3 separate regions of the Homo sapiens genome follow, and regions 2 and 3 are each linked to region 1. A link is a contact called in ENCODE Hi-C data. All regions are on one chromosome and are shown on one strand. The core of a region is the stretch at or near the end of the contact, and the rest is flanking DNA. Distances in the headings are between cores, read along the strand shown.

What was found. A loop is a pair of places that touch in the nucleus more often than their neighbours do. Pooled maps may share reads with other maps.
Region 2: a loop to region 1 is called in a pooled map, with 17 times the contacts of the local background. The contact joins the enhancer-like site here to the promoter of RFFL in region 1. A Hi-C loop is called at or near these places in 4 of 37 single-sample maps with no recorded cell type and 3 of 50 pooled maps.
Region 3: a loop to region 1 is called in a map with no recorded cell type, with 10 times the contacts of the local background. The contact joins the promoter of CCL3 here to the promoter of RFFL in region 1. A Hi-C loop is called at or near these places in 2 of 37 single-sample maps with no recorded cell type and 6 of 50 pooled maps.

The regions. Positions count from the first base shown.
Region 1 is chr17:35,061,635-35,065,607 of GRCh38, reverse strand. It overlaps RFFL (ring finger and FYVE like domain containing E3 ubiquitin protein ligase), which reads left to right and starts at 1,901. Exons shown (of 7, transcript NM_001017368.2): 1 at 1,901-2,032. All of the region lies in intron 5 of RAD51L3-RFFL (RAD51L3-RFFL readthrough), which reads left to right. RefSeq lists enhancers at 1,720-1,819, 1,269-2,064, 1,151-2,350 and a silencer at 2,060-2,129.
Region 2 is chr17:33,967,012-33,970,984 of GRCh38, reverse strand. All of the region lies in intron 1 of LOC107985038 (a long non-coding RNA gene), which reads left to right. It also overlaps a transcript of ASIC2 not described here. Among named protein-coding and RNA genes, the nearest start is that of LINC01989, 210 kb to the left of the region's middle. RefSeq lists enhancers at 2,692-2,741, 2,752-2,821, 2,842-2,911. Within about 2 kb of position 2,232, at least 2 of the 41 ENCODE cell types and tissues checked have a DNase peak (open chromatin) inside an H3K27ac peak, as active enhancers do.
Region 3 is chr17:36,088,097-36,092,069 of GRCh38, reverse strand. CCL3 (C-C motif chemokine ligand 3) reads left to right here and starts at 1,927. Exons shown (of 3, transcript NM_002983.3): 1 at 1,927-2,084; 2 at 2,773-2,887; 3 at 3,308-3,814. The coding sequence starts at 2,012. The coding sequence ends at 3,398. CCL3-AS1 (CCL3 antisense RNA 1) reads right to left here. Exons shown (of 3, transcript NR_186417.1): 3 at 2,208-2,524.

The sequences.
Region 1 (3,973 bases), core at 652-3,151:
GGGCATAGTACTGTCTGGATTTTCTCTTTCTTTTTTTTTTTTTTTTTTTGAGACGAAGTTTTGCTCTGTTGTTGCCCAGGCTGGAGTGCAATGGCACAATCTTGGCTGACTGCAACCTCTGCCTCCCGGGTTCAAGCGATTCTCCTGCCTCAGCCTCCCGAGTAGCTGGGATTACAGGCATGTGCCACCACACCTGGCTAATTTTGTATTTTTAGTAGAGATGGGGGTTTCTCCATGTTGGTTAGGCTAGTCTTGAACTCCCGACCTCAGGTGATCCGCCCACCTCGGCCTTCCAAAGTGCTGCAATTATAGGCGTGAACCGCTGTGCCCGGCCCTCTTATTTAAAGTTCGCAAATACAGAACAGGTCAGGAGCTTTTCTAATCATTTTTTTTTTTTCTGAAGGAGGTTCCATATTTGTCTGTACCTTGAGAGTTGTTTCATACTAGAATTTGTAACTTATCATCAACTACAGAAATTTTTTTTAAAGTGTGGTTGAAGAGATAATGGTTGTCAGCTGCTATAAAGATGTGTTTATCATTCAGAAAGGACTAATTAACATGTACTATAGGGAAACTTCTTTAAACAAAGCCATTTTCTGAAAGGAAAACACTGAAGGGGAGGAAATAAAACAGGGAACATTTTATAATACCTTATCAAAGCTCAGCGTGGCTATCCTACTGGAATAATGTAATTAAGGAGAATTAAGTGAGTTGGATAAATAACTTTTTAAAACTAGCCCCTTGAATAGAAAATTAAGTAGTATAGTTTTTAAACTCAAATTCTGTCTGCACGTACATTTTAATTAACCTAACATTATTGAATGACAAGCTGAGTTGGCAGCTACATCCAGAGTTCATGCCATGTGAGACCTACCTTAAAGGATGAACGAAGCTGGGTGCAGAGGCCTCAAATGCCCTGCTAAGAAATAGCTGATGGCCTTGGGGAACTGTCATACATTTTAAGCAGGAAACAGAAGGATCTAATAGGAACTTTAGTTTCTCTCTTGTCAAATTAAAGCACACAAAAAGCAAGGACTTGATCTTTTTTTTTTTTTTTTGTATAACACCAATGTCAATTCTAGCCTGTCAGGGCAAATTCAGTAATTAATAGCTGTTGATGAGCCAGTCATTCTAGATTGATTTTTTAAATAAGCAGGCTAATAAATGAGAATTGACATAAATTTAGGGATGTCTCTTTTCAGAGCAAGTGTTAAGGTGATTTTCATAGTCTTCTGTATTCCCTATGCATCCAGTAGGTGTGATGGTAAATGATTTGGCTTTAGCATAGAGAATGTGGCAGCTGATTAAAAAAAAAAAATTCCAGTGCATCTATCTTAATGAGAGAACTTGAGTTGTCTGAAGAAATAGAGAGGTCAGAGGAGGCCTAGTGGGAAAAAAGAACAATGAGCCTGGTTAGAACTGACAAAAATTCACCCTAATGATTTGACTGGCTAATGATGACTGGGCAAGTTCCCTGAGTCCACTGACCCAGATGTTCTAATTTGTAAATGCAAAGTGACTTATTTATCAGCCTCCTGGGGAAATCTTCAGAGCTGTGAACCTGCTATGTTCAGTAATCTTGCTGGCCCCAGCCCCAGCCTGTTCTCAGATGAAATTTTAGAAACTGGCCACTGGAACTTTTTGGGTAAGGGCTCTGGAGGTGGCCAAGTTACCAGTAGTGGGGGAATGAGGTTTACCTGCCCCCAGTAATCAGCACTTGATTTAAAACAATCAGTGAGCTGCCTCTTCTTTCCTAGGTTGCAGTTGACTGCGGTTGGTTCAGGCTGAGTTGTTTGGGAAGTACAAATTTTGCCCAGCGTGAGTCAGCACTGCCCTGGGTAAACTCCCTGCTGTGTTGCAATCTTGCTTACCAAAGATACATCCCCAGGCGGCACCATTCACTTCACATGAAAGCCGCTGCTCTTGGTTCCTGAGATGATCTCATCTGAACATGGCTCCAGCGACCTCAGCCACAGGAACTAGAGACAGCTTGCTTTCTGTCGTGGCAATGTTTTGAAACTGGCAAAATCAGGTAACCTCAAACTGTTTTCTTAAGTTTCATTAGCTAGATGAAGCTGCATTAGAAACTGGGAAAATCCTGTCTTCAGAAGTGAGTCAGGTTTTTTTTTTTTTTTTTTTTTTTTTTTTTTTTGAGACGGAGTTTCACTCTTGTTGCCCAAGCTGGAGTGCAATGGTGTGATCTCGGCTCACTGCAACCTTCACCTCCCGGGTTCAAGTGATTCTCCTGCCTCAGCCTCCCAAGTAGCTGGGATTATAGATGTGCGCCACCATGCCCGGCTAATTTTGTATTTTTAGTAGAGACAGGGTTTTGCTGTGTTGGTCAGTCTGGTTTCGAACTCCCAAGCTCAGGTGATCCACCCTCCTCAGCCTCCCAAAGTGCTGGAATTATAGGCATGAGCCACGGCCCCCGGCCAGAAGTTTTCTTTCATTTGAGTTCTGGATGTGGAGTTAGGTCCAATTAAATCACTGATTATATAAATCTTAGAAAAGTAAAACGTTAGGTTTACAGCTTTATCCGTCATTTGCTCTTGTATTTTGTTTTTTTGTGTGTATCTTGTGAGAAACACTTTAGTCAAACTAAGCCATTGTTAAAGGAAAAGAAGTGAAGGCATTTGGTTGCCTTCCTAATAACTAAATATTGAGTTGTGGAGAACACTGTCTTATCAGTGAGTTTGTTCCCATATTCCTTTCTGAATTAATAGGAAGAACCTCCCTCATCTCTAATTCTACTAGGCTACTACTCTATCTCCCTCCTGCTTTTCATCGCCAAACTTTTGAGTCCTTCACCTAATCAGACTATGATATCTCTAGGTAGTCGTCACCCTCCAAATTACGTTTCTGCTCCTTATAATTCCAACAAATTGCCCACGTTCTCTTTCACCTCAGACCTTAGCATATGTAAGCGTTCTTTTACACACCTTCCCCAAGCTTAATCTGGCCAACTGGTTTCAGCCTAGAAGTCACCTCTTCCATGAAGCCTCTTCTTACTTACCAGGGTTGAGTACTCAGGAGAACCTGGTATTTACTCCAATCATAGTATGTATTGAGAATCAGGGTCTGCTTTGCTAGAATTGTATCCATGGTACGTTGCACATAGTAGGTTCTCAGTAAGGGTAGAATGAGCAAGAGCCTGTACTGTACTTTCTCAACTCTGATCCTCTCATCAACTCTTTTTTTTTTCTTCTGAGAGGAATCTTGCTCTGTCACCCAGGCTGCAGTGCAGTGGTGTGATCTTAGCTCACTGCAACCTCTGCCTTCCTGGTTCAAGCGATTCTCCTGCCTTAGCCTCCTGAGTTGCTGGGACTACAGGTACGTGCCACCACGCCCAGCTAATTTTTGTATTTTTAGTAGAGACAGTGTTTCACCATGTTGGCGAGGATGGTCTCGATCTCTTGACCTCATGGTCCACCTGCCTTGGCCTCCCAAAGTGCTGGGTTTACAGGTGTGAGCCACCGCGCCCGGCCTTGTTCATTCTTTTTATGCTCACATCTTTAAATGTGCTAAACCCTGTTGATTTTGTTGGAGTACTGTTTGATGTGTGGCTTTTCTTCATTCCCACTGTCATTGCCTTAATTTACCAGAGGTCAAAACTGGACGTTTAAAGTCAGGCTGGGCACGGTGGCTCACGCCTGTAATCCCAGCACTTTGGGAGGCCGAGGTGGGCAGATCACCTGAGGTCAGGAGTTTGAGACCAGCCTGGCTAACATGGTGAAACCCCATCTCTACTAAAAACAAAAAATTAGCTGGGCGTGGTGGCACGTGCCTATAATCCCAGTTACTCAGGATGCTGAAGCAGGAGAATCACTTGAACCCAGGAGGTGGAGGTTGCAGTGAGCGAGGATCACACCACTGCACTCCAGCCTGAGCAACAGTGAGACTCCATATCAAAAAAAAAAAAGAGTTTGAGACCATCCTGGCCAACATGGTGAAACCCTGTCTGTATTTAAAAAAA
Region 2 (3,973 bases), core at 983-3,482, 1.1 Mb after region 1:
ATGGATGATAGGTATAGCAAAGGCAGGCTGGCTACCTCTTTTGCAGGACTGAAGGGCGATGAATCTGCTGTCAGCACGAGTGACTCAGACACCTGGGTTTGTTCTGAGCATCTCCCCTTGCCTGTTGGGGGAAGATTTCTCAGCCCCCACTTCACCCCCACCTTTCACCAGATGCCACCAGGGTTAATGATGAAAGCAAGTAGTTTGGAGTCAGCCTGGACACCTTTCCCTGCTGGCTCTGCGTGTGCTCACCGCATTTCTTAGGATAATTGCATAGCCTCAATGAGTGCTTACAACTCTTCACAAAAACTCCTTGTTGAGTTAGCCTTAAATCTCCCTGGGTCTGTGTTAGGGGCTGGTCTGATAAATCCTCCTCCTTGGCCTCTGGGACCCAGGTTGGAGTGGAGGCCGCTGGAGCCAAAGCTGCCTAACTTCCCTGTCTTTTGCGGTTCCCATAGTCCAACTGTGATGCCACGGCTGCTGCTTAACTTCCTCTGCCCATAGATCAGGGCTTGGCTCAGCAGGGGAGCAGTGTGTTTCACAGCTGGGTGTGGGCACTGCCTGTCTCTGGGATGTGTTCCAAGTGCAGCATCCCACTAGGCAGAGACCAAGGAGAGCGTGGCCTGGTCAAGATGCATCCACAGCTCCAGAAGTTTAAGTGGGGTGCTGCCTGGGCTTCGAGAATGAGGAAAGGTATCCAACTACCCCACTGGTTCTCACCTGGGGGCAACTTTGCCACCCAGGGGACATTTGATAATGTCTGGAAACAAGTTTTGTTGTCATAATGAAAGGTGCTACTGGCATCTAGTGGGTAGAGGCCAGGGACGCTGCTTAGCATCCTACAATCCACAGAGCAGCTCCCTACAACAAAGAATTAATGAGCCCAAAATGTCAATAGTTCAGAGACTGAGAAACACTGCTAGCCTCAGAACTGCCGAGGAAATAGGCACGTTGAGATAAACAAGACTTTGCATTGCTAGATCCTAATGGTACCGGCAGCTGTGTGGTGTAAGACAGCTTGGACCATGAGTGGGCCTTTCCTTTCCCTCTTCCCCCAGACCCCTAGCCCAGAGTGGAAAGTTACATATCGGAGGCCTAGCGAGGCAGGTGCTGTTGGTGCCTCACCTGTATCCCCTTGGCACTCACCATGGCAGTAGCTGCCGATGACATTCTACAACAAGCACCTGGGACTCTCCACTTCTCTGCCCCAGGGCTTTTTCTCAGCCCACAAGCAGGACAGAGCAGAAGTGCCCTGGAGTTCCTGCCCCCAGGAATGGCCCTCTGTCATTGATGATGGGAGCTGGAGAATAGGTACAGCTCCCGTCCCTCGGGTGAGACAACTCTGCAGCATGTTCACATTGTCGCCCAGAGACCCCAGTGGGACGGAGCCTCAATTGTCCACAATAGTAATGGGCTCATTAATGCACCCTGCATTGCTTCCTGCCTTCCCCTTTCTTGTTCCCCAGATCCTCTGCTGATGTCACTTGGGACCACCTTGCAGATAGACTACTTCATTCCTTGTGACTGAGCCTGCTTGTGAGACAGCCCAGCCCAAGAGAAGCAGCCATATCCTTGTGCCTGCAGGAACCAACATCGTCTGTGCTAGGTTATGTGTTTACTCATTTGCTTACATCCTCCATTCATTCATTCATTTTGTCAGCCCACAACATTTACTGAGCATTGGCTATGTACCAGAAATTGAGAATTTCATACTCATATAGAGAAGGGGAAACTGAGGCTCTGAGATAAACATACACTTCTTCAAAGTCCCCCAAGAAGCGAGGGACCAAAACTAGAATATAAAGTCAAATGCATCTTATGCCTAATCTTACTACTGGTTGTTTCTCAACGGGCCATGCTTGTAATTACCTGGAGAGTCTTATGCAAATACAGACGTCTGAACCCCACTCCAGAATCAATTACTGTCTTTAGCACTGGGCCCGGGCCTCTGTGTTTTTTTAAAACTCACTGCCATCCGCCCCACACACATTGTCTGACTCAGGATGCAGCAAGGGAGAGGAATGGAGGCTCTTCTGTAACTGGGGCTGAAACTAAAGGCTGACCACCCTTCACCACCTGTCACAAGCCCCCTGTCCCCTTGGGGAAGTTGGCATCCTGTGGGGCAGGCCAGCTCCCTGTTGTTGACTTGACATCTTTGCTGAGTCATCTTGCCAAATTCCACCTAGACAGGCTGTGCTGTGGTTTCACTGCTTGTTTGATGATTGGGGTTTCCTGTCCTGCCATATGGTGAGTCCCTGTAAGGCATGGCGGTAATGGGGCCGCACACTGGCAGATGGGCGCTTCCTGACCCAGAAGCCCAACGGAGCTGAAGCCCCCAACTTCACTCTCACCTCTACCTGCTCCCTGGAAGGGTCAGAGATTGAGGTATTTCAGGCTAAATATAGAGGCAGGCCATTAAGAAACAGCATCTCCTCCCCTCTCCCCAATCTCTCTGGGCTTTCCATGTGATGGTTTAATTGCTCCTGCAATCTGTTCCGTTTCTCCCTTGCAGTGCGGGAAAAGCAGCAGCCACAGCCCATGGTGAGAAGCTGCTTTCAGAGATGGGAACAGCTTTTAAGAGGAAGAAGGAAGCTTCAGGTCTCAGAACACAGTTGCAGGCGGGCTTTATTTTTAGAGGTCTCCGCAGAGATTCTGCCCCCTGTTCAGGTCTCGCCAGACACCAGGCCTGGCTTTGGAATTGGGGGTTGGGGGGCAGGCACCGTTTTATTTGGATCAGTGTAGCAGGAAGGGCACTGGGCTTGAAGTCAGGCAAACTTGTGAGAAAGTCATTTAACCTCAAGGACAGGAAATGCCACTCGCTCTGGCAACATGGGGATGTGGAGGAAGGGAGGGAGCACAGTAGATGGCACACAGTAAGCCCAGAGTGTGGGTCTGCCACCCTTGGCACAATACGGGTATTGACAAGAGTCTTGGGCTCATTAGTTGTGTGGCCTTGGTTTTCACATCTGTAAAATGGGGGTAATAATAGCAGCTGCTTCCAGGACTGGCTACATAGTTTGCAGGGCCCTGAACAGAATGACAATGTGAGGCCCCGAGTTGAAAAAGCTTTAACAATTTCCACACAGTGAGAGCAGAGCATTAAACCAGGCATGGGAGCACAGCCTTCTGAGCACAGGGCCCTGTGCAACTACACATCTTGTCACATCTTGTCTACTCACAGGGGTGTGGTGAGGAATTAATGAGACACTGCATGTCAAGTGCTTCTGACACTGGCAGCCTTTATTACTACTACTAATTGAGCATCAGATATACTGTCGAGAGCAGTGTTACCCATTTTGCTATGGCGTATATTAGAGGGAGAAATAGATTAAGATGGAATTTCATGGTGTCTCCAATGGCAAGCTATAGTTAGGACTTTATAAGGTAACAGTGGGGTGTAACTGAAGACTTTTGAGCCACCTTCAAAGTTGTGTTTAAGAATTCGAATCAGGCCAGGCGTGATGGCTTATACCTGTAATCCTGGCACTTTGGGAGGCTGAGGGGGGTGGATTGCTTGAGTTTCGGAGTTCAAGATTAGTCTGGGCTATGTGGAGAAACCACGTCTTTCAAAAAATACAAAAGTTAGCCATGCATGGTAGTGCATGCCTATAGTTCTAGCTACTTGGGAGGCTGAGGTGGAAAGATTGCTTTAGCCTGGGAGGTTCAGGCTGCAGTGAGCTGAGACTGTACCACTGTACTCCAGCCTAGACCACAGTGCAAGACCCTCTCTCTCTCTCAGAAAAAAAGAATTCTAATCAGAACATTAGGTGGGTAATAGGGAATGGTGGTTGGGGGGTGGGTGCTGAAGAGAGGGTACTGCCTGAATATGAGTATTGTGGGAAAAGTAAATAAATAAATAGAGACACCAAAGAAATCCTTCCTGGGTCACTGAAGAGAGGTGCTATGCGTAAACTCAGAGAACCAGGAAAAGGAGAGTTGGGGTGGAGCGAGTTGCTTTTGGCGACATAGAGTG
Region 3 (3,973 bases), core at 678-3,177, 1.0 Mb before region 1:
TAACCCCTTTGGGGGGAATACAAGGCCTGTCCTGGTTTGGTCCCAATTTAGCTTTATCATCCATATTCACCCCCACTGCTCTGCAGCTCCACTGAAGCACCCCCTCTTTCCTCTGAACCCACAATGTCACACTCAGGACTCTGCCTCAGCTGGGCACTCATCTATAGATGCCTAAATCCCGGGCAGTTATCCAGACACAACTAAAGTTCCATCCCTTCCATGAAGCCTTCCCCAACCCTCTGGTGGAAGGTCACTTCTTCCCCTCGTGGGATTCTGAGCTTTCATTTCTTTTTCTACTAGGAGTCCTAGCACTTTCGGCTAAATGCTACAATTACCTGTTCATACACTCTACCTGCCCCCACGAGATCAGGGGCATCTCAGAAACAAAGATCATTAAAACCAACTAAATCTATTTCTCATTATAAAATGAGGTATGCTGATTGATTGTGAAAGAATAAAATAACAAAGTATGGAAAAGAAAAAAAAGCATATAATCTGGCTGAGAAGGTAGAGACCCTTCCACACCACTGAAATTATGTATTGAAAAGAATAAGTAAAAAACTGCTTCAATTTGGCATGATTTATGTAAGTATAGTATAGGATCCTTAAAATGGTTCAAAGAAATGGGAAATCAAGACTTCATTTTGGCCAAAACCATTGAACAGAAACTTCAGCATATTTATCAATAATTTCTTTCAGATTAAACAACTGACAACAACCTATTTTTCAACCAGTGATGTTGGAAATGTTTTTTTAAAAATTAGTTTATAAATTTGTGGGCTGACCAAGAAGGTAATAAAGTCTAACTAAGTAAAATGAGAAAAATTCAGAAAAAGAAAAAAATAAGAAAATAAATCACCCAGGGACCTATCACACAAATATAAGAACTATTCATTCTTTAAGGCATGTATTTCCAAGCCTTTGTATTTTTTTCCATGCTTAGGGTTGGCAAGGAATATATATATATTTGTACAAATATATATGTGTATATGTACAAATACATGTATATATAGTACAAATATATATATATATTTGTACAATTCTTCAGACTTTGTAGAATTTGTATAATGTCGTATCTTGCTTTTTTTAACCACTGATGTTATAAGCATATTTATGCCACTTCATTCATTTTAGAGACTTAATAATAAATGATCTAGTGGATAATTTATCATTCCCTGATGGAGAAAAATTTAGCTTTGTTTATTTTAGAGTTATAAACGATGCTGGGTCAGGTATCTTTATGTTTGAAGATGGCTCCATATTTGGGTTGTTTCCACAGAACTCTTTCCTAGAAATGCTTTTTCTAGGTTAATGGCTACAGATATTTCTAGGCACCTGACATATTGACACCCACCTCTAAAGTATTTTTATGATCCACAACTAGCGTTTAACACAGCGCCCTAGTCACTACATGACTAATAAATAGACAAATGACTGAAACATGACCTCATGCTTTCTATTCCTCCAGCTTTCATTCAGTTCTTTGCCTCTGGGAGGAGGAAGGGTTGTGCAGCCCTCCACAGCATCAGCCCATCAACCCTATCCCTGTGGTTATAGCAGCTGAGGAAGCAGAATTGCAGCTCTGTGGGAAGGAATGGGGCTGGAGAGTTCATGCACAGACCAGTTCTTATGAGAAGGGACTGACTAAGAATAGCCTTGGGTTGACATATACCCCTCTTCACACTCACAGGAGAAACCATTTCCCTATGAAACTATAACAAGTCATGAGTTGAGAGCTGAGAGTTAGAGAATAGCTCAAAGATGCTATTCTTGGATATCCTGAGCCCCTGTGGTCACCAGGGACCCTGAGTTGTGCAACTTAGCATGACAGCATCACTACGCTTAAAAATTTCCCTCCTCACCCCCAGATTCCATTTCCCCATCCGCCAGGGCTGCCTATAAAGAGGAGAGCTGGTTTCAGACTTCAGAAGGACACGGGCAGCAGACAGTGGTCAGTCCTTTCTTGGCTCTGCTGACACTCGAGCCCACATTCCGTCACCTGCTCAGAATCATGCAGGTCTCCACTGCTGCCCTTGCTGTCCTCCTCTGCACCATGGCTCTCTGCAACCAGTTCTCTGCATCACGTGAGTCTGAGTTTCGTTGTGGGTATCACCACTCTCTGGCCATGGTTAGACCACATCAATCTTTTCTTGTGGCCTAAAAGCCCCCAAGAGAAAAGAGAACTTCTTAAAGGGCTGCCAAACATCTTGGTCTTTCTCTTTAAGACTTTTATTTTTATCTCTAGAAGGGGTCTTAGCCCCCTAGTCTCCAGGTATGAGAATCTAGGCAGGGGCAGGGGAGTTACAGTCCCTTTTACAGATAGAAAAACAGGGTTCGAAACGAATCAGTTAGCAAGAGGCAGAATCCAGGGCTGCTTACTTCCCAGTGGGGTATGTTGTTCACTCTCCAGCTCACTCTAGGTCTCCCAGGAGCTCTGTCCCTTGGATGTCTTATGAGAGATGTCCAAGGCTTCTCTTGGGTTGGGGTATGACTTCTTGAACCAGACAAAATTCCCTGAAGAGAACTGAGATAAGAGAACAGTCCGTTCAGGTATCTGGATCACACAGAGAAACAGAGAACCCACTATGAAGAGTCAAGGAGAAAGAAGGATACAGACAGAAACAAAGAGACATTTCTCAGCAAAAATGCCCAAATGCCTTCCAGTCACTTGGTCTGAGCAAGCCTGCCTTCCTCAACTGCTCGGGGATCAGAAGCTGCCTGGCCTTTTCTTCTGAGCTGTGACTCGGGCTCATTCTCTTCCTTTCTCCACAGTTGCTGCTGACACGCCGACCGCCTGCTGCTTCAGCTACACCTCCCGGCAGATTCCACAGAATTTCATAGCTGACTACTTTGAGACGAGCAGCCAGTGCTCCAAGCCCGGTGTCATGTAAGTGCCAGTCTTCCTGCTCACCTCTATGGAGGTAGGGAGGGTCAGGGTTGGGGCAGAGACAGGCCAGAAGGCTATCCTGGAAAGGCCCAGCCTTCAGGAGCCTATCGGGGATACAGGACGCAGGGCTCCGAGGTGTGACCTGACTTGGAGCTGGAGTGAGGCATGTGTTACAGAGTCAGGAAGGGCTGCCCCAGCCCAGAGGAAAGGGACAGGAAGAAGGAGGCAGCGGGACACTCTGAGGGCCACCCCTACTGAGTCACTGAGAGAAGCTCTCTAGACAGAGATAGGCAGGGGGCCCCTGAAAGAGGAGCAAGCCCTGAGCTGCCCAGGACAGAGAGCAGAATGGTGGGGCCATGGTGGGCCCAGGATTCCCCTGCTGGATTCCCCAGTGCTTAACTCTTCCTCCCTTCTCCACAGCTTCCTAACCAAGCGAAGCCGGCAGGTCTGTGCTGACCCCAGTGAGGAGTGGGTCCAGAAATATGTCAGCGACCTGGAGCTGAGTGCCTGAGGGGTCCAGAAGCTTCGAGGCCCAGCGACCTCGGTGGGCCCAGTGGGGAGGAGCAGGAGCCTGAGCCTTGGGAACATGCGTGTGACCTCCACAGCTACCTCTTCTATGGACTGGTTGTTGCCAAACAGCCACACTGTGGGACTCTTCTTAACTTAAATTTTAATTTATTTATACTATTTAGTTTTTGTAATTTATTTTCGATTTCACAGTGTGTTTGTGATTGTTTGCTCTGAGAGTTCCCCTGTCCCCTCCCCCTTCCCTCACACCGCGTCTGGTGACAACCGAGTGGCTGTCATCAGCCTGTGTAGGCAGTCATGGCACCAAAGCCACCAGACTGACAAATGTGTATCGGATGCTTTTGTTCAGGGCTGTGATCGGCCTGGGGAAATAATAAAGATGCTCTTTTAAAAGGTAAACCAGTATTGAGTTTGGTTTTGTTTTTCTGGCAAATCAAAATCACTGGTTAAGAGGAATCATAGGCAAAGATTAGGAAGAGGTGAAATGGAGGGAAATTGGGAGAGATGGGGAGGGCTACCACAGAGTTATCCACTTTACAACGGAGACACAGTTCTGGA